Linked DNA regions of Mus musculus: regions 1 and 2 are each linked to region 3. The links are chromatin loops, found by intact Hi-C in ENCODE. Cell type or tissue: heart. All regions are shown on one strand. Region 1 has its middle 23 kb from the start of Gm33134. Region 2 holds the start of Gm33483 (a long non-coding RNA gene). Region 3 overlaps Hs1bp3 (HCLS1 binding protein 3).

Region 1 (8,000 bases), 59 kb after region 3:
GTTTCTCTGTGTAGCCCTGGCTGTCCTGGAACTCACTCTGTAGACCAGGCTGGCCTCGAACTCAGCCTCCCGAGTGTTGGGATTAAAGGCGTGCGCATGCACCGACACTGGCCAGCAAAACAGTGCTGTGTGTAGATCCCCACAGCATCAGGGTCAGAGGCTGCGAATGAGGAGAGCAGAGCAGAGCGGAGGAGTCACACGCTTCCTGGACTCCGGGATGGCGTTTTTTTTTTTTTTTTTAAAGTTTTTTATTTTATGTATGTGAGTACACTGTAGCTGTCTTCAGAAGACAGCAGAAGAGGGCATCAGATCCCATTACAGATGGTTGTGAGCCACCATGTGGTTGCTGGGAATTGAACTCAGGACCTCTGGAAGAGCAGTCAGTACTCTTAACTGCTGAGCCATCTCTTCAGTCCAATTTATTTATTTTTATCTTATGTGAGTTGGTATTTTGCTGGTGTATGTCTATGTGAGGGTGTCAGGTTCCCTGGAACTGGAGTTGCATACAGTTGTGAGCTGCCATGTGGGTGTTGGTAATTGAACTCAGGTCCTCTGGAAGAGCGACCAGTGCTCCCAACTGCTGAGCCATCTCTTCAGCCCCAGATATTGCCTATGTAATTAAGACCTTTTGAATTCATCAAAGCAGACCCTTCTGCATGAATCTGGCTCCAACATGGAAGAAACCTTGCAAGAGAAGCGGACCCTTCCTAAATTCCATAAAGGCATGATAGAGTAGAGATTATCTTGGAGAGGAGCTACAGACAAAATCTGGGACCCCAAGGCAGCTTCCATCTGCTTTCCCCCCAAACTACCCCCCTCCCATCACTGCAGAAGAAATCATGACTGTAGACAGGTTCTTTCCCACACGAGCCTCCAGACCAGGTCAGAGATCAGCAAATAGCTTCAGTTCCATGTGACACTCCGCAAAAGGCTCCAGATAAGCTATGTCCACACTCGTGGCCTTGAGGAACTGTGAGAAAGCAAAGAGGTGTTGTCCTGAGCTGCTAAATTTGCAGTAATTTGTCACATCATATGACAAGGAGGAAGAAGGCTTTCCAAGGTCACGATGGAGCCTGAGAGCTTGAAACAGTTTATCTTCTCCAGGCCTTCAGCCTTGGCCCAAAACTCTCCTCAAACCAGAGTCAGCAACCGGAACAGTGTGCAGACTCCGGTGTCTGGTGCCTGCCCTGAGGCTGGTTGAGAACCTGAAGCTAGAAAGGGTGTGGACAGAAGTGCACACCAGGTTTCTGGTGGCATCTAAACAGGCCACTTAGCTATGGCCTCAGTAGAGTATCCATGTCCTTGGGGTGGCCTAGCAATGATAGAAGTCCCTTTCACAACACCTGCACGGCTGAATTTACATGTCAATTTTTTGTTTGTTCATTTGTTGTAAAAGTAGTGGCTTTTCTATGCCTGCCTTTGCTCTAAAATAATGACATAGGAACCTTTATATGTATTATAAACTTCTGGCACTTAGAATCTGGACAGATTCTAAGCTATTCTAACCTGACAGTGGGCCTAGCCTACTTCCCAGTCATGTTGACACCTTCTTCATTAAGCGACTCCACCCCATAGTTCCTGGCAGCAGCCAGGTGGGCTTGACCCAGTATAAAAGGGGCTGCTTGGCCCCTCTTCTCTCTCTTACTCCTGCTTCTCTCCCTTGCATCTTGCCCCCTTGCTCCCTTTCCCCATTCCCTTCTCCCCTCTCTCTCCACGTGGTCATGGTCAGCCTCTACTTCTCTCCTCTCTCCTCTCTGCCTTTCTCTGCCTCTGCTACTCTCTTAACCCACCCCCCTCCCATGCACTAAATAAACTCTATTCTATACTATATCGGTGTGTGTCTGGTCCCTCAGGGGAAGGAATGCCTTAGCATGGGCCCACTGAGGCACCTCCCCCGACACCCTGCCAGAACATATTCTTATAGCTCTTTCTCTTTTTATGATCACAACAATCTTAGAAGGTTTGGTTGTTGTTTTTGTTTGGTTGATTGGTTAGTTGGTTTGGTTTTTGTTTGTTTGTTTGTTTGTTTGTTTAAAATAGAATTCCATTGTTTCAATGTGTGTTTCTCCAGTAATCAGTTAGTGAGCTTGTTAGTCCCTTGGATTTCTCTCTGATTTTTTTCTTAGTCATTCTTTGGGTGTGTAGTACACATGTGATGGGCCAGAGGAAGACATACTGTGTTCTACTCTATCGCATCCACTGAATTTCCTTGAGACAGAGTCTCTCACTAAGGCTGGAGCTAGGTTCGTGGTCAGCAAGCCCCTGAAATTCTGGTGTTTCCCAGCCTCACCCTGGGGCTACAGAAGCACACAGCATCATACCATTCACTTTCTGTAGACTCTGGGAATTTTAACTCAGTTCCTCATACTTACTCAGAAAATCAGTTTACCCACTGAACTGTCTCCCCACCCCTCCTTTCATCTCTTTAAGATGTGTCTTTTCTTCTCCCTCCTCCCCCACGACAAGCCTCTAATGTATCTGAAAGCTGGGGCAGCCCCTCAGTCACCTTGCCTAATGCCCACATCTGTGCTTAGCTATGACCATTGGCCTCTGTGCTTCCTACCCTAAGCTGGGTCCCCTTGGTACTGTGTCCTCCAGGAGGAGCCCAATTCTGGGGTAGACGGTGATAAGTGAGTTCAGAGTGCCTCAGTCCTGGTCACACCCTGTACGTTAGGAGAGAAGTGGGTGGGCTGCTTCCTCCAGTGGCCTGAAGATTGGGAAGCGAGGACTAAGTATAGAGTCGTCGTGGCTTCAAAGCCTGAGCTGGTCACTGTCTGTGCCTTGCCGGCACAGATTGATCATCCTCATAAGAGCTTTGTCTTTTAAAATTATTATTGCCATTGGAAAGAAGAAGACAATTGAATGAATGAGTTTTAGAGATTTGTGTGTGTGTGTGTGTGTGTGTGTGTGTGTGTGTGTGTGTGTGCGTGCGCGCGTGCGTGCGTGCGTGCATGCAAGCTCATGCTTTTGCACTCGTGAGCGAGCATTATGAACCTGTGGAGGCCAGAGGTTGACACTGGATGCTTCCTTTAGTGTTCTCTACATAGTAATTTGAAACAAAGTCCATTTTGGCTGGACCGGCTAGGCAGGGAGCCTCCAGGGTCCTCCTGTTTTCCCACCCAGTCCCAGCGTTGGACTACTGAGGCATGGCACCACACCCAGTTTTTACAGGGGTGCTGGGGATCCAATCTCAGGCCCTCATGCTTGCTCAGCAAATTCTTTACATCCTAAGCCTTCTCCCCAGTCCCTGAGTCTTGGAGTCTTAACATGGTTAAGAACCAGCCTTCTGCCTCTTGAGCCAGGCCTTGATTTTCCATTTGGGGAGGGGTGTATCCCCAGAATGGTGAATGTTGAGTCTTCCCCCTGGGCCCAGGCAGCCTAGAGGACTCACTCTGTCTGATGGAGAACTAGGGAGAAAATACAAATGGCCCCATTGAGCTTGCTGTGCCATGGGGGCTTCCAGAGGGAACAATAGCCTCTATGTCTGCATCTTCTGAGGGCCGGAAGCCCCCAGTGCTTGGCCTCTGGATGAGTCATGCAGGCTCTCTCCTGGCTCGACTCTGTTATGCCTGAGGATCTTTCTTTTAGTCCAGCCTGAAACAGAATGACCTCATCCTCAGAGGCTGGGGAAGACCTGCCTCTTCAGCCACAGGGAAACTCTCCTCCCACAATCAGCTCCGAGGTTGATCCTGGCCTTGAGAGAGATCTCTGGAGCTGCCCAGTGTCCGGTGTCCACCCACCACCTCCAGGAACCTCACTGGGCTGCTTGTGTACCAGGAGGGAAAGACCCTTGGGCTTGCGAACGCAGGGGAAAGTCCCCTTTGTTCTGACACAGCCTATATCTGGTGGCCTCCAGGCTTCAGCTGTGTCCTGTGGAATTTCCTGGACTCAAGTGAAGCTGCCATCAACACCCCAACCCCCACCCCATCCCAGGGCAATTAGGAATGTCCCTATGAGTGGCAGGAGACCAAGAGTTGGGGTGGCCTCCAGCATGGCTTTGTCTGGACATCGTGTGAGGGAAGAGGGCCCAATTGTCCATATGACTGGAGCACTAAACGTGAATTCTTCAAGTTGGACATTGCTATTGTCTCTGAGTGTTCGCCCCACTGGTCAGCGTTGAGCAGGGCCCACCTGTGGCCATGAGAACTTACTTCCCCGCCCCCAAGCCTCAATTTTCACTCCTGTGGAATGATGAGAACCCCATTGCTCAGAGGACGGTGAGAAGCCTAGACAAGATTGTATAGGCTGGGAATGTGGCTTATAGCCTGCCCTCAGTAAACCACAGCCACCTCTCCATTTCACTCCCCGCAGCTGTGCTGAGGCTCTTAGAACTCCTTCACTTCCTGGAGATGTTTTTCCTCAGGACACAGGTAGTGAGTGGGGATACTGCCCTAGTTGTCTGAGTGTCAAGGATTGTGCCCTAGCTGCCTTGGCTAGGGTCCACACATTATAATTCATAGGAAGTGTGTGTGTGTGTGTGTGTGTGTGTGTGTGTGTGTGTGTATTTATTAGTAACCATGGTGAGTGATCCTAACCATGAGATCTCAGCCCAGAGAGCTTTGGCTGTAGGTGTGGAAAGTCTAGACCTTGGATCCCAAGCAATGGGTTATGGGGCTTTGCCTTGTAGCCCACAGAAGTGAGGTTCTTCTATATAGTTGAATCATGTCTTACCTCTCAGAGTGGGTAGGGCATCAAGTAATAGTCAAGGGAAGCCATTAGGTCATGAATGTGCTATGTCAGAAACATAGATGGATTTGTTTGTGTCTTTCCACCATGTCAGAATTTATTGAAGAATAACAAATGCATAAGCTATGTTTGTTTCATTGATTACAATTTACTGAGTAGTCTTGGTTTTACTTAATAGTACGCGTGTTGGCAATCCAAAATTCTTTTATTCTAGTCTTAATCAGTTTGAACTCTCAGACCACACGAAGGGTGTGCATGTGTGAGTGTGTGTGTGTGTGTGTGTGTGTGTGTGTGTGTGTGTGTGTGGAGTGTGTGTGTTATGATGTGTTACAAAAGGGTTTAAGAGGCCACAGGGTTCAAAGAGGCTGAGGTAGAGAGCTGATGTAGATGCAAAGGGAGTCACTGCACGAGGTTGGATATGAGTGAACCCAGGTGGAGGCTCACAGAACTGAACCTGAGCCACAGAGCCACACAGATGATCTGCAACCCTCAAGGCAAGGCGCACATAGATGAACAGACAGAAAACCGGAGACTGTGTAAGCTAAGCCCTGGAGAGAGCTGAGAGTTTTGGGTCCATCAGTCCCCTGACACATGCACACATGGGAGAATGACAGGTTGGTGGCACCACTGCCATCCCATTCCTCTTATTTCCAGGTTGTTGCATCTTTCAATGACCTTCTGTGTTTAAGAAATCCACAGGCCTGGTTTTGAGCTATTTTTAATGGTTTTAACATACCCATGTGCTCATATGTTCCCCACCTACTTTGGTAAGACCCAAGGTGGTTTTCCTTTACCTGTATGGTTAAGTTATCAGTCTTTGTTTCGTGGTTTATTTTGTACATGTAATGTTGTCTGTGTGCATAAAGACACAGAATCATTCTGCCTTTGTTTTGTTCTCTGAGTGGAGCCAATGCAGCCTTGTAAGCTGGAGTCACCCAGGGCGCACAGCATGATGATCTCTGTTTCACACAATTTGGAGCTCGGCCCAGCTTGATTCCCACACATTCCCACCTCTGCACCAAGCCACCCTCCAGAGCCCCAATTCTGGAGCTCTGTAAGAGGAACTTCGTCCTGCCTACACTCTAGCCTACAACCAGGGCACAGAAGGTTCCCTGAGGGACAATGACACAGTTCTGAGTGTTCTACACTGGGCTTTCCAGCCTGCTGGGTCATCATGAGACACCAGGTACATTTCTATGCTCTTGGCTTTTGCAAAGCCATGATTGCTCCTGGCTATAGCACAGCACAGCACAGCTGGGAAGGAAGTTAGAGTCACAATGGAGAAATTTGAGAGAAGGGGCCATCCTGGGACAAATCTAGACAGGTCTTTGCCTGCTTTTGCTAATATACCAGTGTCTCTGTTACCAAGCTACATGACACACTCAACTTGGCTCAGTGTTGGGAGTGGAGTTTTACTTGGACAAAACTTCTCACACCAGACCTTCAGTCTACTGGGAGGAGTTGTTCCTCTAGGATCTTGATCTAGTTAAAGTTTATGGCCAAGGGTTGTAGGAGAACAGAGACTCCAGGTTGTGACATCAAGATCAACAGGCAAAAAGCCAGTTTGCAGAAGACTAGAAATCCTTGCTCACACAGGCTTCATCTGAGGAACAGAACATTTGTGAGGAAAGCCAAAGAAATACAAATGAGTGAACTGGGTGGTATGTAAGAATCCCACAAAGGGTTCTGGGCCACAAGGGCTCTTGCCTTAGTTCATTAGCCCAATCCCCTCATGCCTTCCCCCTTCTTAATAAGCTGTCTTTATTCCTCTTTCTAATCATGTGTCTAATCTGGTGCTTTGACCTGGGGTACAAAAGCTTAGAATGGGTACCCTCTGCACTTAAATTCCCTGCATGGCATCCCAAACACGTTTCCTCCCTCACTCTAGGCTTGCCTGCTGTTATTCTGGCCTCTGTGCCTAACTTAGAAGGCATGCCTTCTCCCTCTCCTCGTTTCCTCAAAAACAAACAAACAAAGCAAAAAATAAATAAATAAAAACAAACCTACTGCACATGTCTGGAGAAAATCTTAAGTAATTGACTTGAAACCTAGCCAAACCCCTAGGATCCTGTTCTGCCATTAGCTGACCAGCTTCTTATGGGCTGGGCCTAGAGACTTTGGTCTCTCTCTCTCTCTCTCTCTCTCTCTCTCTCTCCCTCCCTCCCTTAAAAGATTTATTTATTTTATGTATATGAGTGCACTGTAGCTGTACAGTTGGTTGTGAGCCATCACGTGGTTGCTGGGAATTGAACTCAGGACCCCTGCTCATTCTAGCCCCCTTGCTCCAGGCCCATTCACTCCGGCCCTGGCTTTGGTCTCTCTGTGAGGCTGGGTTTGGAGGTGGAACTGAACCACTTTAGGCAATGATGAAGGTTTTCTTTTTCTATCCTCTTCTTACTCAACTGTCAGGGCCTTCCCATGCTGACTCAACAATACACAAACATCACTTTACACCATTCGCAGTTCTTGACCTCCTTGGAGGCTCATGTATTGGGCCTGCCCTGAACTGCCCCAGTCCTCAGTCCAGGCTCAATGGAAAGCCCTGTTCTTTCTGTATACCCAATGCTAGAAGCTCTTTCTCTGAGAAATTTGGCACAAAACACTAAATAAATACTGTTTCAGCTGGGCAATGGTGGCGCATGCCTTTGATCCCAGCACTTGGGAGGCAGAAGCAGGCAGATTTCTGAGTTTGAGGCCAGCCTGGTCTACAAAGTGAGTTCTAGGACAGCCAGGGCTACACAGAGAAACCCTGTCTCAAAAACAAAAACAAAAAACAAAAAAACAAAAGCAAAAATAGAAAAACAAACAAAGAACCACACTGCTTCTATCACTTGAAACGGTGTTGGCCCACTACAGGCTACAGTAATGCTTGCTGAATGTAGGGTTTGGGGCCATTCCCTCAGCCAGTTGTACACATTACATGGTTCATGGTTCTCTTCCCATTTTGAGGATGGATGTGAAAGAAATATGTGTTCCATAAGGCTGAAGAGATGGTTTTGTGGTTAAAAACACATGCTTTTCTTCCAGAAGACTTGAATTTGATTTCCAGGTCCCACATGGTGGTTCACAACTATCTATAACTCTAATTTCACAGGGGACCTGATATACTTTTCGTAAAGGAATTTTAATCCAGCAACATGACTGCTCTGGCAAGGGATCATATCCAAAAACCTTCTAGGTCTATGTGATCCAGCTGGAATGCAGACATATTTCTGGATTACAGTGGGATCTGGCTAGAATACAGAGACAACCATAGTATACATTTTAATACTTAACAATGAATGTGAGGTTATTCTGTAGAAGGAAGCAGGTGT
Region 2 (8,000 bases), 550 kb after region 3:
GAGCCAACCCCACACTCTGGGCCCGGTCAACACAACCCCAGTGCCCAGCCCTCTGAGGAAGCCAGGCAGTGATGTTAGCATCAGTATGCCTTTCATATACTGCACACTGAGTGTGTTGTACCCAAGGTCACAGACAGGTAGGTGGTATTATCCACACTCACAGAAAAGGAAACTGAAAAGCTGAGGGTGACCTTCCCAAGGTCACACGGCTGTTAAATGTCAGGTGAGGAACCTAGCCCTAAGGTTTATGTACTTTCTACTGTATTTTAAAAAGGGGGTGGGGGACTTCCAGAAAGATGAAGGAGAGGCATGACCTCGGACACAGGCATAGGGCACATCAGGCAGAACTGTCACAGGAACTGGCAGCTAGGTCTTCAGACATATCTTTGGCTTTTTGTTCCTTTAAACATTTAGTACCTGGTTCCCATCTACCCGGGGAAGCATGAGGCCTGTTCTGCAGGGCTGCACACACACACACACACACACACACACACACACACACACACACACACACACAGTAGGAGTCCCTCTTGCTTGCCAGCCCTCTCTCCATCATGCACACCAGAGCAAAGTTAGGATAGAGGCTGGGTTCCTTTGTAGACCCAGAGCCACATGCCATGGCTCAGGATACAACAAAACCATGGTGTGGTGTCTAATCCAGAGTCTGCCAACTCTCAATGACGTGGATTCATGGTGTTGACAATGTTGACTAGGGTGATGAAACAATCAACTTATTTGGCTTCCCTCAACCTCAGTTTTCTTGCTTGACCCTGTGAGTTACTTTACAGATCAAATACAAATGCTTGAAGGTCTTCCTATTAAGCTTGGCATATCATGAAAAGCTCAATGAATCTCCATAGTACGGCATAAAGGTAGCAGGGGTCAATATGCCCCTAAGCCTGGCAGTTCTGAGTGGAATCGCTTGTCTAGACATTTAGAAAGCCTCCTGCAGTATGAGGGCCTGAGGGTGGATATGGGAGAGCAGGTGATATTCAGGTAGAGGAACGTTGGAAGGTCAGAAGGTGTCCTGCACTAACTATTCCAGGGGTAAGAAAAGCAGCTCACAAGAAATAAACTGACAGCCAGGACAGATGCAAGAGCTAAAGGACCCGTCTCCTGGGACCCATTCTCACTGTGGCTTTACTCTGTGGCCCCCAGAACAGGAATGGCTCCTACAAGTGTGAACCTCAAGGCGCAGTGTGTCTACTCTGTGGCTGTCGCAGAAGGCTGATGCCCAGGTAAGGACCCAGAAGGATACACGAGGCCTCTGGGAGAGGAGGCTGTGTTTTCCAGCAGAGGGAGCAAGGAGCAGGAGGTGAGAGAGGCTAGGAGAAAGCCAGTGGCCGGCTGGTTCAGAGGCTGTGGGGAACTGGAGAGGACATGCTGCGCTGAAGTGGGTTCTACACTTCAGTCTTAAGAACCAACTCTTGTGGGGCCTGCTAGACTGGCTTGTGGTCACAGAACCCCGAGCACAGAGGACCCCAGCTTGTCTGGAGGCTGAACAGAGAAGCCAGGGTAAGGGGTGGGAAGGAGTCAGACCCAAAGTATTTATGCTACCTGGGAGGAAGATTCTTAGTGGGTTTGACTGGATTGTTGGGGCTGTAAGGTTTGGAACTGGGACTTCAGGAGAAAGACTAGCCCAGTGGTTCTCAACCTTCCTACTGCTGTGACCTTTTAATACAGTTCCTCATGTTGTGGTGACCCCCAATGATAACATTATTTCATTGCTACTTTATAACTGTAATTTTGCTATTGTTATGAATCATGATATAAAGATCTAATATGTGACCCCTGTGTCGCGACCCACAGGTTGAGAGCCAATGGGCTAGAGGAAGACTGCCCTCCTGCAGGCTTGGGCTGTCTCAAGGATTCTAAAGGCAAACTCACCTCCCATTTTCATCTACCAAAAAGAAGCTGCTGAAAGGAAGTTTTAACAGCTGTCTGCTTCCGGACAAGGTGGAGTCTTCAGGCCAATAAGCCTGTTCTGCAGGTAACTTGGCACCCCCAAACACATGCCCTTGCGGCTTTGCTGGCCACAGCAGGGCAACAAATTACATGTTATTAGAACAGTCTGGATGATGAAGTCACTGCAGCCCTCATCCCTTTTATTTTAAGCTCTCTCTTGTGGCTGGTTCCCCAAAAGGAACTACTGTCAGACATGACTACAGGGAGGGGTCCTTGTCATGGTCTCAGATTGCCATTTGTCACTGTCTTAGGTAGGCTTACTATTACTATGATGAGACACCATGTCTGAAAGCGCCTTGGGGAGGAAAGGGTTTATGAGACTTACGCTTGCACATTGAAATCCATCACTGAAGGAAGCAGGGCGGGAACCCGGAGGCAGGAGCTGAGGCTGAGGCCTTGGAGGGATGCTGCTCACTGGCTTCTTCCCCATGACTTTCTTAGCTTCCTTTCTTACAGAACCCAGGACCACCAGCCCATCGATGGCACCACCCACAATGGGCTGGGCTCTCCCCCACCCGATCACTAATTAAGATAATGACCTACAGGCTTGCCCACGGTCCCTTTTTACAGAGGCATTTTCTAGATTGAGGCTCCCTCCTCTCTAATGACTCTAGCTTGTATCAAGTTGACATAAAACTAACTGGTACAGCCACCTTTCCCTTCTAGGGGGAAAGTTCTTCCAGTTTGTATGTCAGGCTGCATTTTCAAATTGACATTGCATTTAAATTGACATTGCATTTCAGTGCATTTGCCATTAGAGAGTAATCCATCTCATGTGTGCTTCTCCACGTTTCCTACTGGGTGGTGGTTGGTATCACCTTTCTTGTATGTTGGGGAACTTTGTGACTGCGTTGATGAGCAGAAGTCACTGGAGAAATGGCACCCCGAGTTCTGAAGCTAGACCAGAAGAGAGACCCCTGCCTCCTCTCTCCTGAACCCCTCTCTCCTCCCCTCCTTTGTTTGCGGAATCAGATGCCATGCTGTGAGGGAGCCCAGGTGATTGAGGAGACCACAGTAGGTGCTCTGGCCAACAGCTTCTCTCTAGGTCTTCACTAATTACCAGCACCAGCTATCAGGACGTCAATGAAGACACTTTCTGGAGGTCCCCTCCCCAGCACTTAGCTGTGACTGCTCAAAAGAACTGTGTGGCTGCACTCTGCAGTCCTTAGACCTGTGTGAGGGGTAATGGTGATGCTTATTAGCTGACAGCCCTGGACAGCAATAGTTCACACTCCTTGCCTCTGTTATTGAAACCTGGAAGCTCACTCCTCCCAAGCTCTGAAAGTTCCTAATATCTAGGCATTCCCTGCCCCTCTCTCCTCTCTCCCTTTTCTCTCTCTCTCCCTCCCATCCTCTCCTTTCTTCCCTCCCTCCTTCCTTCCAAGACTGGCCTCAAACTCCCTCCCTATACTTCCAAGGGTGATCTTGAACATCTGATCTTCTGGCCTCCCAAATGCCAGGATTACCAGGCACGTGTCACCAGGCCTGGCTTGTCCAGTGCTGGGGAACAAACCAGGGTATGGTGCTTGCTTGTCGAAGACACTGCCAATTGAGCTGCTTCCCTGACCCTTGAGCAGATTTCAGATTAGAAATTCCAGTTGTCAAAAGCTTGAAGGCACGCTAACATTTCCAAGATGGGCAGTTATGACACAGTGGAAGGCTCCTGACTCCTCGGTGTCAGGCACACACTGTCCCAACTCTGCCACCTTCTGGTGCTGTGTCCTTGGATCAGTCACTTCATGCCTCTGGGCTTCAGGAGCTCAAGTTAGGAAACAAGCAGGCAACGCATGTCTCCTTTGCTGAACTGGTGTGACATTCCAGAATATTCATAACTAGTATTATTGTGAAGTAAGGGTTTGAGACAGCTTACAAAGATGACATGTAGAAACTGCCTTCTGTCAACAATAATAACATATTTGTCAAATATCCATTCATTTCAAGGCATTGCCAAAAGTCACTTGTACATATTGGTTTATTTAATGGTCATCACTATGGGGGCTGGCAGAGCTCAGGAGGTAAAGACACTTGCTGCCAAGCCTGGAGACCTGAGTTTGACTCTCAGGAGAGCGAGCTGCAAGTTGTCCTTTGCCTTTTTCACAAGCACTATGGAGTATACATCACACACACACACACACACACACAAATGCGTGTGTGCTCGCACATACAGAGATACTTTTTTATTTATTTAATCACTTGTGATCCACATTTTACAGAGAAGGAACCCTGTGATGTTAAATCACTTTGTCCAGATTACACAACTAGCAAATACAAAGATGGAATTTGAACCCAGGAAGTTTATTCTCTGTGTCACGTGACCCTGGGGAAACGTTTAACTCTTGAGTTATGGGTACTGACGGCACGAATGCTCAGTCAGCCTTTCCCTGAAGAGATTGAGTGTGTGAACCAACAAGAAACTGAATCAGTGTTTGCTCACACTGAAGCAGGTTGGTGAGAGAACAGGATGGAGGCCATGTTCGCTGGCCCAGGGGTAGTGGGCAGTGGACTGGAGAGAAGGCGACTTCTGAAGAAGATGATGTCTTACAGTATCAGGTGGTCTACGTCAGCCTGGGCAGAGGCAGCCATGGAGTGTTCATAGATGGCAAGGGACTTGACATTAACCCTTGTTCTTTTCCTGACCCTCAGTGAGTCATCTGCCTTCATCCCTAAAATGCTAATAAGATGTGCAACCTCCTATACAAACACACACACACACACACACTCACATGCACAGAACATTTGGGGAAATACAAATAAATGCTTTAGTTGAGTTTTCTAGTTGACAAAGGGTGTATTCTTTTAAGTTTCCTTTAAATAATGTTTTAGCTGTTTGAGAAAGACATTTATTTACAAAAACTAAATTGCTTATCTTTTAAAAAAATGTTTATTTATATGTTTGGTTGTTTGCATGTACGAGGGTGCATGCATTCATTGTGCATGTGTAGAGGTCAGAAGAAAACTTTATGTCCCCAAGGTCTCAGGACTGAGTCCGGTTGTCAGGCTTGGTGACACATACCTTGACTCTCTTAGTCATTACTCAGACCCTTCTTTCTCCTACACACACACACACACACACACACACACATTATATGTGAGTATACTATAGCTGTCTTCAGACACACCAGAAGATGGCATCAGATCGCATTACAGATGGTTGTAAGCCACCATGTGGGTATTGGGAATTGAATTCTCTGGAAGAATAGTCAGTGCTCTTAACCACTGAGCCATCTCTCCAGCCTTCCTAATATCTTTTATTCTTGAACAACATTTAGTTATTTTTCTTCATGATGTGGGGTTACCATCTACCTCTGCTTCATTCTCTATTCTACTGACTTGAAAAACGATGACAGATTTCAGAGCTCTGCCCTGTCAAGGTGTGGCCCTTGTCCCCATGTGGGACAGCTGCTGAGATTTTCAAATCCTCAATGTAGAGCTGCAGACATGAGCAGATTTATCTACCACTAAGGCGCTGGTTGTCACCTGTCTGGCACTCTCAGATTATTGGCTTCAAGGAGTTGAACACCACCTTGGTTTGTCTCCCCACTGTACTGTGAACATACAATGCAGATGCATTCGTTAGAAGTGTTTACAAAGGCATTCCTGAGTCTGAAATGGGGGACTTTGGTGTGGGTGAAATGCCCGATATTTCTGACATATGTAGGTGGCTCCCTCCGCTGGCTTCAGTGATTCCCGGATGAGGGGGACATGGCAGCGGTGAGTGACCCCTAAGATGTCTCTTCATTTGCTTATTTTTTTATGTATCTGTCTCTCTCCCTTCCTACTATTGGCATTTGTTGCCATTCCCAAAACCTTTGGTGGTGCAAAGCTGTAATCCAGCTCTTGATAAGTGGAGACCGGAGGCACTTGAATTCAAGGCCAGCCTGGGCTACAGGAGACCTGTCTCAAAACCACACAAGTGTTCTAGAGAGATGGCTCAGAGGCTAAGGGCACTTGTTATTCTTGCAGTTGCTGAAGTCAATCCCAGGACCCACATGGTGGTTCACAACCACCCATAACTTTAGTTCCAGGGGATTTGATGCCCTCTTCCGATTTCTGTAGGCACCGAGTATTCATGTGGTGCACACACATATGTGCAGGCAATATGTGTGTGTGTAATAAGATGAATGAATATAATAAAAAGTGTAAAACCCCAAAGCAAAAGCAAACACTCATCCCCATCGCTCAAATTCCAGTAAACTCGTCACCAGCTCAGGTCATTGTCAAACACTGCCACTTCTGTCCCTTCAGTCTCACAGCCTTTGTCCATAGTCTCCTCCGCATTCTGAAGCTATGTTGGCAGGCGTTCTCCAAGTGTTCCTGAGAGTCCAACAAATGGCCAGGCTCTCAGTGGCGACAGTTAGAACACAAGCTGAACCAAGCTCAGAGTCTGGCCATATGGCTGAGGAAGTGAGGCCAGTTAAAGACAAAGCCAGGGTGACAAGGCATAGACAGTTCAGTGTGAGCTATGCTACAAGATGCTAGTCGTCGTGAGGCCAGGCTCCCCTGAGATTAATGAAGAGTGGAAAGGCTGAGGAACAAGGCTGGAGGCCTAAGGCTGATGGAGAAAACTTGGGTCCCTTTAAAAAAAAAAAACTTGCAGATGTCTATGGGGCAGGGAGAAGAACACAAGGGGGAAAACGATTGGGCAGAAAGCCTGAGTGTGGAAGCAGCCTGCAGTGTCTGAGTCCAGGAGGGGGCGGACCCGTAAGAGCAAGCAGGTCCTGGGAAAGCAGCGGAGAGCCTCCTAAGGGTGGACAGAGCTGTCACTTGGGGGTGGTAACAACCACGGCAGGACCTCAGCATCCCTGAGGGGATGCCCTGGCTTTTGGCAAAGAAGGCTTATTCCGAGCTCTCCAGCAGATACCCTGGCTCCCCAGGGGTTCTGACCTAAGGGTCCTGGAAACCGTTGAAAAGAGCAATTAACAAAGTAAAGGGTAAACAGAAACCGGAAGCCTTTCACTCAATCACCTTGAAGTGGTTTCCAGCATATTAACTAGGAACATACACTCCCTTGCTGGAACACACCAGGCAACAAAAGGAAGTTTCCTTTGCAAATTTGCAAGGGTGGGGAAGCATTGCAGGCCCTGGAGATTGTTCTCCAGTGACTACATTCTCACCAAGCAAGCTGGCATGAACGCAAATGCGCTCCAGGAAACAGGGTTCTGAAGAGTGCAGGGAGTCCCCCTCCTCCACCCCACCCCCATCCTGGCCCCTGCCCTTAACCATGACTGTGTTGGAACGGGAATCTGTGCAGAGCCCACACCCAATCTTGCATTGCCCCAGCATGCCTGGTGTCCCTGAATCTGCAGACACACAAAGAAGCAACTGCACTGGCAGGGTTGGGTTCCAAGAATAATAATGACAGAGGCAGGGACAATGTGGAACTCTGGTCTTTGTCCCAGAGGCCCCAGGAATTGGAGCAGGGTGACCGTGTGACTTTGCACACTACTTAGACACTAGCATCTACATTTAATACAGCTACTTGGCCAGGGTCACACAGATGGTGGCAGCAAAGAATGGGTCCCTTGCAGTTTTTAGGCCTGTTCAAATGATATAGAGAGGAGCCTGGGGTAAGGGGTCAGAGGATGACAGTGGTGGTTGTCACTATTTGTCATACAGAGAGACCCCTGTGCTTGGAAACCACCCACAAGACTTGAGCACCTATCGTCAGCTGATACGTTGATCCTGTGAGTTGCTCCCCTAGCTGGGCCCCAACCTAGAAGGACCCTCAACTTAGGGACTCTGCTTTCAGCCTCCATCTCATTCACTCAGGCAGGCCTCTCCCGAGAGTGAAGTAACCGGGTATACAGGATAGTATTGAGAGGTGAGGTGGATGGCCTGGAATTCAGCCAGGCCTGGGGCAGGTGACCAGTATCTCAGAGGCAGAGTTGGAGCTGACCACGTGGATCTCAGCATCTGACCAGATCAGGATGGTGAGAGCAGTACATCACCTGCCTTACAACACCTCTGGACCACAGGGATCAGAAGACTCTAGCAAGTTGGTCTTTGAGCATCATCAGGATCAGGGAATCAACCTC
Region 3 (8,000 bases):
CAGGATGAAGTGCAGCCACCCACACTGGGCCTGAGCAGCAAGGATGTGGAGAAGTCCTTGGTGGGAGAAGAGGAGGAGGAGGAGGAGGAGGAGGAGGTGCTGGATCCCCTGGGTATCATGCGGTAGGTCTCCACTTCTTCCGATGTCATTTGTTCAAGGTCTGGGCCATGGGGCTTTAACCTGGTGTGCTCAAGAGAGTTGGCTCAGCTCCGCCGCCTCAGTATCACCCGCCTTTGTGGCTGGGCTCAGAATCCCCCGCCCTCCCCAGTGATATCCCCCATCTATGGCTAACTCCACAGAGTTAACCCCACGATAGCTCGGTAGCACAGACTGCTGGGCCCAGTCTGCTGCCATTGGGACCCGGCTTCTCCTTGCAGAGTGGCAAGTGACTTGTTTGCCCCCAGAGCATGCTTCACCATCTGTAAGGCAGGACTTCCTTCAGCTCCTGCGGGACAATTGGAGACCTCCATGAACATGGGTATAAGCACCCTTGGCTTTACTCCTCTAGGAGGCATCCCGCCAATTAGACGGACGCTCCTGAGCGCGGGTGGGCGGCATGGATCTCCCTGTGCTGGCCATGGGGACAGGGCACAGGCTGGAGGAGGAGATGCAGAGGCAGGCATCTCCTGCCATAGCCCCTCCAGTGGAAGCAATGAGCTGAGAACGCAATGGCTTCCCTAATGGAAATCGGCTACTCAGTCATCCCAGAATACTTTTGTTCCTTCTTGGCTCAAGCAACGAGCAACTGATATTTTCTGTGCTAGGCATGGTATTGTACTTCCCATGCTGAGCCTCATCTGTTCCTTGCCTGTAAGCATCAGTTGGAGGCGGGGAACGGTACTAGATTGGCACTGAGTTTGAGGGCTTTCTGCTGGGACCTGAGTTCTAGTTCCATCCTTTGGTCGCCAAGGCTCCTGGCTATCTGCATCTTCAGTTTTCTTCAGTAAATGAGCGGGCTCTTGGAAGTACCTGCTTCCTGGAGCAGTCCAGGGAGGATCATCTGATGTGCATAGATGTTAGCATTAGCTGTCGTCATAGACTCTACTTTCAGCAGAACCTGACCACCACGGGCCAGGGCACTGTCCTCAGCACCGTGACAAATGGGTCTTAGGAATTTACTGCTGTCCCCAGTATACAGACAGGAAAGGCCTGCCTGAAACTAGAGCCGCCGAAGAATCGGACAGAGGCGTGTTCAGTGTAATGACATACCAAATGAAGTCCCCCAAATCGGTGCCCGCTCAGCACGGGTCTTCCCCCAGTGTGATATGTGAGCCATGGGCTGCAGAATCTTGAGGTCACCACAGAGGCCTCACACTGGCCAAAGCTGCCCAGGCAGGCACAGCGGCTGCCGCAGGCCCACAGGAATCCGTGGCCTCCCGGTACTCTCCAGCCAGTGAGGGTCTGGTCCCCAAGGGTCAGGCAGTAAGGGTCCCAGGGTGACATGGGGAGACACCTATAATGCCCACCCCTTATCGGCCTCGCCCAGCCCTGGGGCCCTGCCATAAGGCCTTGTTTGCACTCATGCCATCTGTGGTTCTAAGTAACCATGAGTAGTGACAAACTGAAATGGACTTCTGAGGCTGCACCAGCCTTTGGCTGAACAACAGAGTTAGCCAAGTGGCTCCTTTTTTGGGTAGGAAACTGCTCCTGGCTGCCAAGTGCTGCCTTGAATTTCTTTCTCTAGTGGCAGAGTTGCGGGTGGGGACGGGGCGGAGGTCTTAGGTGCCTGACAGCCAGCCTGGGACCACCTGCAGCAAGCTCTGTGCTCTTGGGGGGCCCCTGGCTCCTGGATTCCGGGAACACAGCACCAAGCGGACTCCCCTTCCTGCCAGATTTTTTTTTTAAGGACCCATGTGACACCCAGTTGGTATTATCGGCTCTGTCAGGCATAATAAGTAATGTTTTTCGAGAGCTTTTTCAGTGCCAGGAACTGAGCTAACTGGTGTTTGCTTGGGAGCTCATGCTACCTCTGAGACTTGCACTTCTGAAATGGGCTGTGACCCGCAGTAAGTGCGGTATGCGTCAGGACATGTGTATGTGCTTCGTGTGGGACCAGGCGAGGTACGAGAGCACAGGGAAGCTCGCTGAGTGCACTCCGTGCTCATGGCTCCTCTCGGGCCTCATTTGTGAAAAGATTCATAATGTGCCAAATGGCTTTCTGGGCCCATTGCCGGAGCCGCTTGGGAAAGGGAGCCCTGGAGGCTGACACTGGGCATTGCTTTTGTTTTCTGTGGTAGGACACTGGAGCCTCTGAGAGTCAGATGGCTTGAGCTCGTTCATATAACCCCAAGTGGCAGCACCAGGGCTTGAGGCCACTGCAGGCATCTTTCAGCAATGTGGCAAGAGGTAGGGTGGGGCCCTTACACATAGGGCCATCAAAAGATTCGCCCAAGCGGGGACTCGGCCAAAGCCTGGTGGTGTGGTTTGCTTTCTACCACTGTGATAAAGGCCACGGGTGAAAGCAACTCAGGGAAGAAAGGCTGTCTTTACTTGGCTTACGCTTCAGGTTCATCCCTGAGGGATGAGAGACAAGAACTAAAGCACAGAGCAGGGAAGAACGCTACTCACTGAATTGCACCTCCTGGCTTGCTCGGTTTGCTTTCTTACACAACCCAGGCCCACCTACCCAAAGGTGGCACCGCCCCTGTGGCACCGCCACTGTGGGCTGCGATCTCCCTCCTCAGTCATTAATCAAGAAAATGCCCCACAGACTTCATGAAGGCAATCTGAAGGAGGCTTTTTCTCAGCTGAGGTTCCCTTCTCAGGATACTCTAGCTTGGGTCAAGTCAACATACATACATACATACATACATACATACATACATACATACATACATGAATAAACAAACAAACAAACAAACAAATCCATCTGGTATGTGACAGAGCAGGTCAGGTTTCCCACTCAGACACAAGGGCTGCCCACCTCACCCTTTGGGGCATTCTTCTTATCCTCGAGAGCTTTGTAGTCTGTATTTCCTCAGCAACTCTATACACACATCTCATATTCCCTGCTGTGGCCACAAGGGGGCGCTCGGGCTCCATTTCAGGAGTGTCTGCAAGGGTGGGAGCAGTTGGCACAAAGCGGAGTCTGCCGGGCCTGGCTTTCCTTTGTCTCTTCAACCTGCCTCTGACTAGGGAAAAGTCCGCTGTGTTATACCGTTATGGGGCACAGAAAAGCCCCCACTCTAGCCCATTGAAACAGCATTGCTTCTTATTTTCTGGGTTTTTGGGTTTTTTTGGGTTTTTTTGCTGACCCTGTCCCAGAGCCATCTGGACTCTAGACATAGCGTTCACTTCACCATTCCAATTAATGTTCTGTCTCAGGCGCCTTTCTCTGTCATACATACTTACCGTATTTAACTCGATTTTAGTGTCTGTGTGGCTCTGAGAAAATCGTGCCTTGCACTAGAAACATTTTCAACACAACTCAAAACTACCCAGGTCCTAGGGACTGATTGGCGAGAGTCCCTTCCCTCCCAGGAGCAGGGATATTTCCTGCAGCCTTCGCTTCTCTACTTCTCCCTGAACAAAGGGATTGTTTCGTGTCTGTGCCTCCACAGTTTGGAATGGTCTCTCTCCAGACTCTGAGCCAGTCCCTCAGCCCAGTCACTGCAAACTGCACTGTGAGCCCCGGCTTGTGGTACCTTTCATGGGCTTTTGTTGTGGTGGGCTATAATGTGAGGAACTTCACGGGTCCGGAGTCATCATTCCATAGAACTTTTCATCTAAATAATAGCCTCAGAACAAGGCCCCTGAAGGTTCTGCAGGGGACAGTATGATAAAAGCTCTTTGGGGCTACACATTTACCCTGTTGAAGGTCCCTCTTCTCTTCCACCCCTCCTGCTACTTCTCCAGCCTGCTTGCTGGTGACAGAGAACACAGCTGGCTCTTTTCCCTGCCTGTGAGACTGGTTTCTCAGGCTCTCAAAGAGAGGGGAGAGCCTGGCACCCAAGTGGAGAAGGCCTTTCCTTGGATACTGTTTTATCATTAGTTTTATATAAATTTAGTTTCATTTTTTCCATGAAGCAGCCACTTCTGTTGAACCTAAAAATGGCTTTTTGTATTTAGATGAAATTTCTGCTCTGGGATGACCCTCCAGTTTTTGCCCGTAGACACCCACCCACCCACCACCCGCTAGTCCTCCTGGATTTGCAAACCCAGCATCTAGAATCTCTGGGGCCTTGCCCCCTCCTGCCTCCAAGCAACTGTGGAATGCCTTCCTTGGGTGCCTCTTGCTAAGTAAATAACAATATTCTCAACTCCTGTCCTGGATTCTGAGCCAGGAGAGGAAGCCTTTGCTGGATACTCCGTTGCAGCAGAGAGCAGTTAGGGGCTGTGTTTCAGCCTGGAACCAGGTGGGGATACAGATTCCCAGGCCCCCTCGGCCCTGCGTGGAACCATGGCCTCTCAGTGAGTCTGTGTGTGCGAGTCATGCTGATACTCCAGGCACTAAAGTATGCAGAAGTCTGAGAGATGCCCTACACAGTGCACAGGTGAACAGGGATCCCCAGTCCTCCTAGTCTCCCCACCCCTGCTCCCCTTGACACTCTCTCTCTCTCTCTCTCTCTCTCTCTCTGCTGTCTGTCTTTACTGCAGTGGTTCTCTGAGGACCGGATACCATAGTGGAGCTCCCTAGGAGAGTCACCATGGTCCCACGTCATGGCTAGCCCCAAAGTAGGAAGGGAGACTGAGTCAAAACATTCAGCCACACTTACCAAGGGGTACAGTTATCTCTGCTGTGTTTCCCATCCAGGTACCTTTGCTCCTGGCCCAGCCTCAGTGAAGGGACTCTGGGGACTATGGTTAGCACGGTGGTTTCTGTCCTTTTTATTTGATTAGCAAAGGCTTCAAGAGGTTCACGAGGAAAGCCTCACACAGACCCCTAATGCAACGACCATACCCAAGTAGAATTGTCTTCATTTGAACAGGCATGGAAACTAGATCTTTGTCCTCTAAAGTGGCCCTAGATAACTTTAGAAGAGTCTGGGGCCTCTTGTAGCATCGCTCGAAAGCCATCGGGGAGGCTGGAACTCCAGGATGTATGGTCACCCCCAAAGGGATTCAAGGGTTCAGCATTCCCATCCCAGCTCTGAAGTGGGCCGAGGGCAGTTTGCTGACTCCAAGCTGTGGCGTCTTCAGGTATGGAACAGTTAGGGTTTCCGAAGCAAAGGGACCTCCAGTGGGGTGGAGGAGTGGGGGCTGTCTAGCGTTTCAGAACTTTTACACTTCCCACCAAAGCCCCCAAGGGTCTAGGCCCAAGAGTCCAAAAGGAAGAATGCAGAGTTCTTGGTAAAATGTTGTAACTAGTTTGTACTCATCCTGAGGCCTTCATGCGTCTTTCACTTCAGATGAACTATAGAGGGCGTTAGCTCCTATTGTTGAGCAAATCCCAGCGCCAGATCCTAGCTTCTGGGAGTCCCTGGATGGCACCTCCTGCCAAGGACAGCGGGGAGGCTGGCTTCCCTCCCACAGCGCTGCCCCTAGAGGAGGCGGTTTGCTAGGCTGAGGCCTTAATGGATACTTACCTGACTCCTCAGTCATGGGAGGTCATGTCTACCACCCTCCTGCTTGAGGCTGTCCCCAACATCAAGTGTGGCACTCCGTGTTCAGTAGGTCAGACTTGGCATTCTGGGTAACAGTTGGGGAACATTAGTAAGACAGCAGGCGCATGCAGAGAGTAGGTACTTCAGTGACCAGGTGGGTGGCTCAGACTCTTCATGCCCAGCTGAGACCACTACCTACGTCAAGTCTGGACTTCTTCAGTGTTTTGTTTCTTGGCTTGCTTCTCAAGATAGGGTTTCACTGTGTAAACTTGACTGTCCTAGAACTCACTCTGTAGACCAGGCTAGCCTCGAACTCAGAGATCTTCCTGTCTCTGCTTCCCGAGCGCTGGGACTAATGATAGCATGTACAGCCACCACCCCCGACTTTCTGTTTTTATCCGCTTGCTCTCTGTTTGGATGCCGTGGGTGATGATGGGCAGCTCTTCCACAGTGGCAGCAATTAGAATACTGTGGGATCTTGATGGGGACCATAGAAAAGACAATGCAAATAAGAGTGTACAAAGACTGCTCGCTCGGTCTGCGGTGGCCAGGGTGAAACCGGCCACCAGCAACCTTCATTGCCAGAGACTCCAGAGCAGACAGGCAGGGAGTGAGAAGCCTCAGAGTGGACAAAAGGGAAGGCAAGGTTGCACTGTCACTGGGGGATGTCAGCGTGGGCACCAAGAAGCAGGACTTCTGGGTCCTAGGGAATTGTTAAGGAGGTGTTGGCCTGCTTTCTCTGACTGATCCCACTAAATTGGAAGTGAAGATGACAGTTAAGCATCCCAGCAGGTATTCATCACGCTTGGCCTTTGGGGACTAACAGCTGCATAGGTAGTTTGCTGCAGGCTCTGGTCAGAGTGTCCATATAACCTGGCCCTTGTCCCCTTGTGCATGTTGTATCTCTCGGAATAATTGCAGCCTGAGCAAGGCTGGATATTCACCTCAGGCCAAAGGGTTGCCCCTTTGCAAGTGAGACCACTTGCTCTCCTGGTGGTATGTCGTAGGTAGAAGACAGAGAAAATGAAATGGTGTGACCCCAAATCTAAGAAGAGGGAGTCACTACTGAGGTCCTGGTCGCTGTAGTAGGCCTTGGCTCTGGAAAGCTTGGACAGGCTTAGGCTGTGGCCGTTGGGATTCACAGCACTGAGGCCTGTCCAGGGTGGTTCCTCACACCGGGCCTGTTTTCCTGTTAGGCCCATTATCATAAGCCGGACATCATGAGACGACCTCAAGCCTCTGGTCTTGCCCACTGCCCTCTGTGTACAGGCTGCAGAGAGCTTTCGTAGCTCCTCCCCCTGAGTCCCACTTACCAAATTAAGAGAAAGGACTCCGAGGCAATGTGGTGACCCAGGTGTGCCAAGCTGTGTTCTTGCCCGTGCTTCCACAGGGCATGGCTACTATACTCCAGCTCTTCTACCCAGTCTCTCCCTGAAGTTCCAGACTATTCCATGAGGCAGCCTGACCCTGTCCTGACAGTTGCTGCCCTAGGTAAAGCTGTGCAGGGATAAGGTTCAGAAAGGATGGAGGAGATTGCCTAAACAAACCCAGAGTCCACATATAAAAAGCCAGGAGTGCTGGCATACACTTACACACTGGGACTGGAGCACTGGAGACAAGTGACCCCTGGACTGCACTGGCCAGGTGTCTTAGAGACCCTGATTCAAAAACCCAAGGTGGCACAGTCCCAGGGGAATGACAGCTGAGGTTGTCTTTGGGCTTGCACACACACATGCGCAGGCATGCTCACACAAAAAAAGATTGCTTTGTGGCACCCTAAGAATTTTCTACAATTGAAATAAACAGGTTAAGATGTGGGAAACGCTTCATTTTTAAAAGCAAGAAAGTTGTCTTGTCGGGGAAGAGGTCTGTTGCCATATTTGGTGCAGCATGGCCCTGGCATTGAAGGTGGTCTGTGTGTGCTGTGGACGCCCAGCCTTCTGTCCAGGCCCAGGCGGGCTGCCCGTGTCTGTAGACCCTCTCTGTTACTCCCTTGCTCTCAGGTCCAGGGCAGCTGGTGCCCGTCACTGGTTGCTACAGGAGGTGGATGAGTCTGGAATGACTCCACGAGGCCCCTGGGTGGCCAGAGGGAGGCTGCTCTCAGGTGTCAATCACTGTCACCAGAAGTGCCTGAGCCACAGGGAGTGAGACACTTCTTGGCCAGGCAGAGCTTTGGAACTGTCAGCAGCAGCTGCCACATCTCCCCGAGTTTGCTACGCCCGGCTCTGAACGTGGCCCGGCTGTGCATCTGGCTCCTGTCAGACACACAGTAGGAGAACTGGAGTCTGTACACCAGCATGAACATGCTTACACATGCCTGCGGCCACACAGGGACCACTACCTATCTCACACAGCCTGTGCTGGGCAAGATGCCTCTTTAGGTAGCCCTCAGGATCTGCACAGGTTTGCCAGGAAGTCAGGGGCTGCAGACCCTGCTCTGTCCCTGGTGTCAGGACA

The links. A loop is a pair of places that touch in the nucleus more often than their neighbours do. Peaks named below come from ENCODE experiments on the same cell type or tissue, not always from the same donor. Only the 100,000 strongest peaks of a DNase experiment are listed, where the experiment ranks them.
Region 1: it touches region 3 in a loop (4-fold over the local background); 7 of 42 quality-filtered maps call a loop at or near these places.
Region 2: a loop joins it to region 3, with 2.3 times the contacts of the local background. A loop is called at or near these places in 3 of 42 quality-filtered maps.

Annotation. Positions count from the first base shown.
Region 1 is chr12:8,383,041-8,391,040 of GRCm38, forward strand. No RefSeq gene overlaps it. Among named protein-coding and RNA genes, the nearest start is that of Gm33134, 23 kb to the left of the region's middle. In heart, no CTCF peak of the experiment used is centred here; DNase peaks (open chromatin) are centred at 3,781 and 4,441; H3K4me3 peaks cover 328 bases; H3K27ac peaks cover 3,062 bases.
Region 2 is chr12:8,878,276-8,886,275 of GRCm38, forward strand. The region is part of intron 1 of 9930038B18Rik (a long non-coding RNA gene); the gene reads right to left. Gm33483 (a long non-coding RNA gene) reads left to right here and starts at 1,155. Exons shown (of 3, transcript XR_381241.4): 1 at 1,155-1,238; 2 at 1,810-1,990. In heart, CTCF peaks have their summits at 1,273 (motif pointing right), 3,680 (motif pointing left) and 6,654 (motif pointing right); DNase peaks (open chromatin) are centred at 6,686, 7,186 and 7,733; H3K4me3 peaks cover 702 bases; H3K27ac peaks cover 1,471 bases; H3K27me3 peaks cover 328 bases.
Region 3 is chr12:8,323,980-8,331,979 of GRCm38, forward strand. It overlaps Hs1bp3 (HCLS1 binding protein 3), which reads left to right. Exons shown (of 7, transcript NM_021429.3): 4 at 1-122. Among named protein-coding and RNA genes, the nearest start is that of Hs1bp3, 15 kb to the left of the region's middle. In heart, CTCF peaks have their summits at 2,216, 3,024 (motif pointing right) and 5,480; DNase peaks (open chromatin) are centred at 1,432, 2,092, 3,032, 7,712 and 5 weaker places; H3K27ac peaks cover 2,852 bases.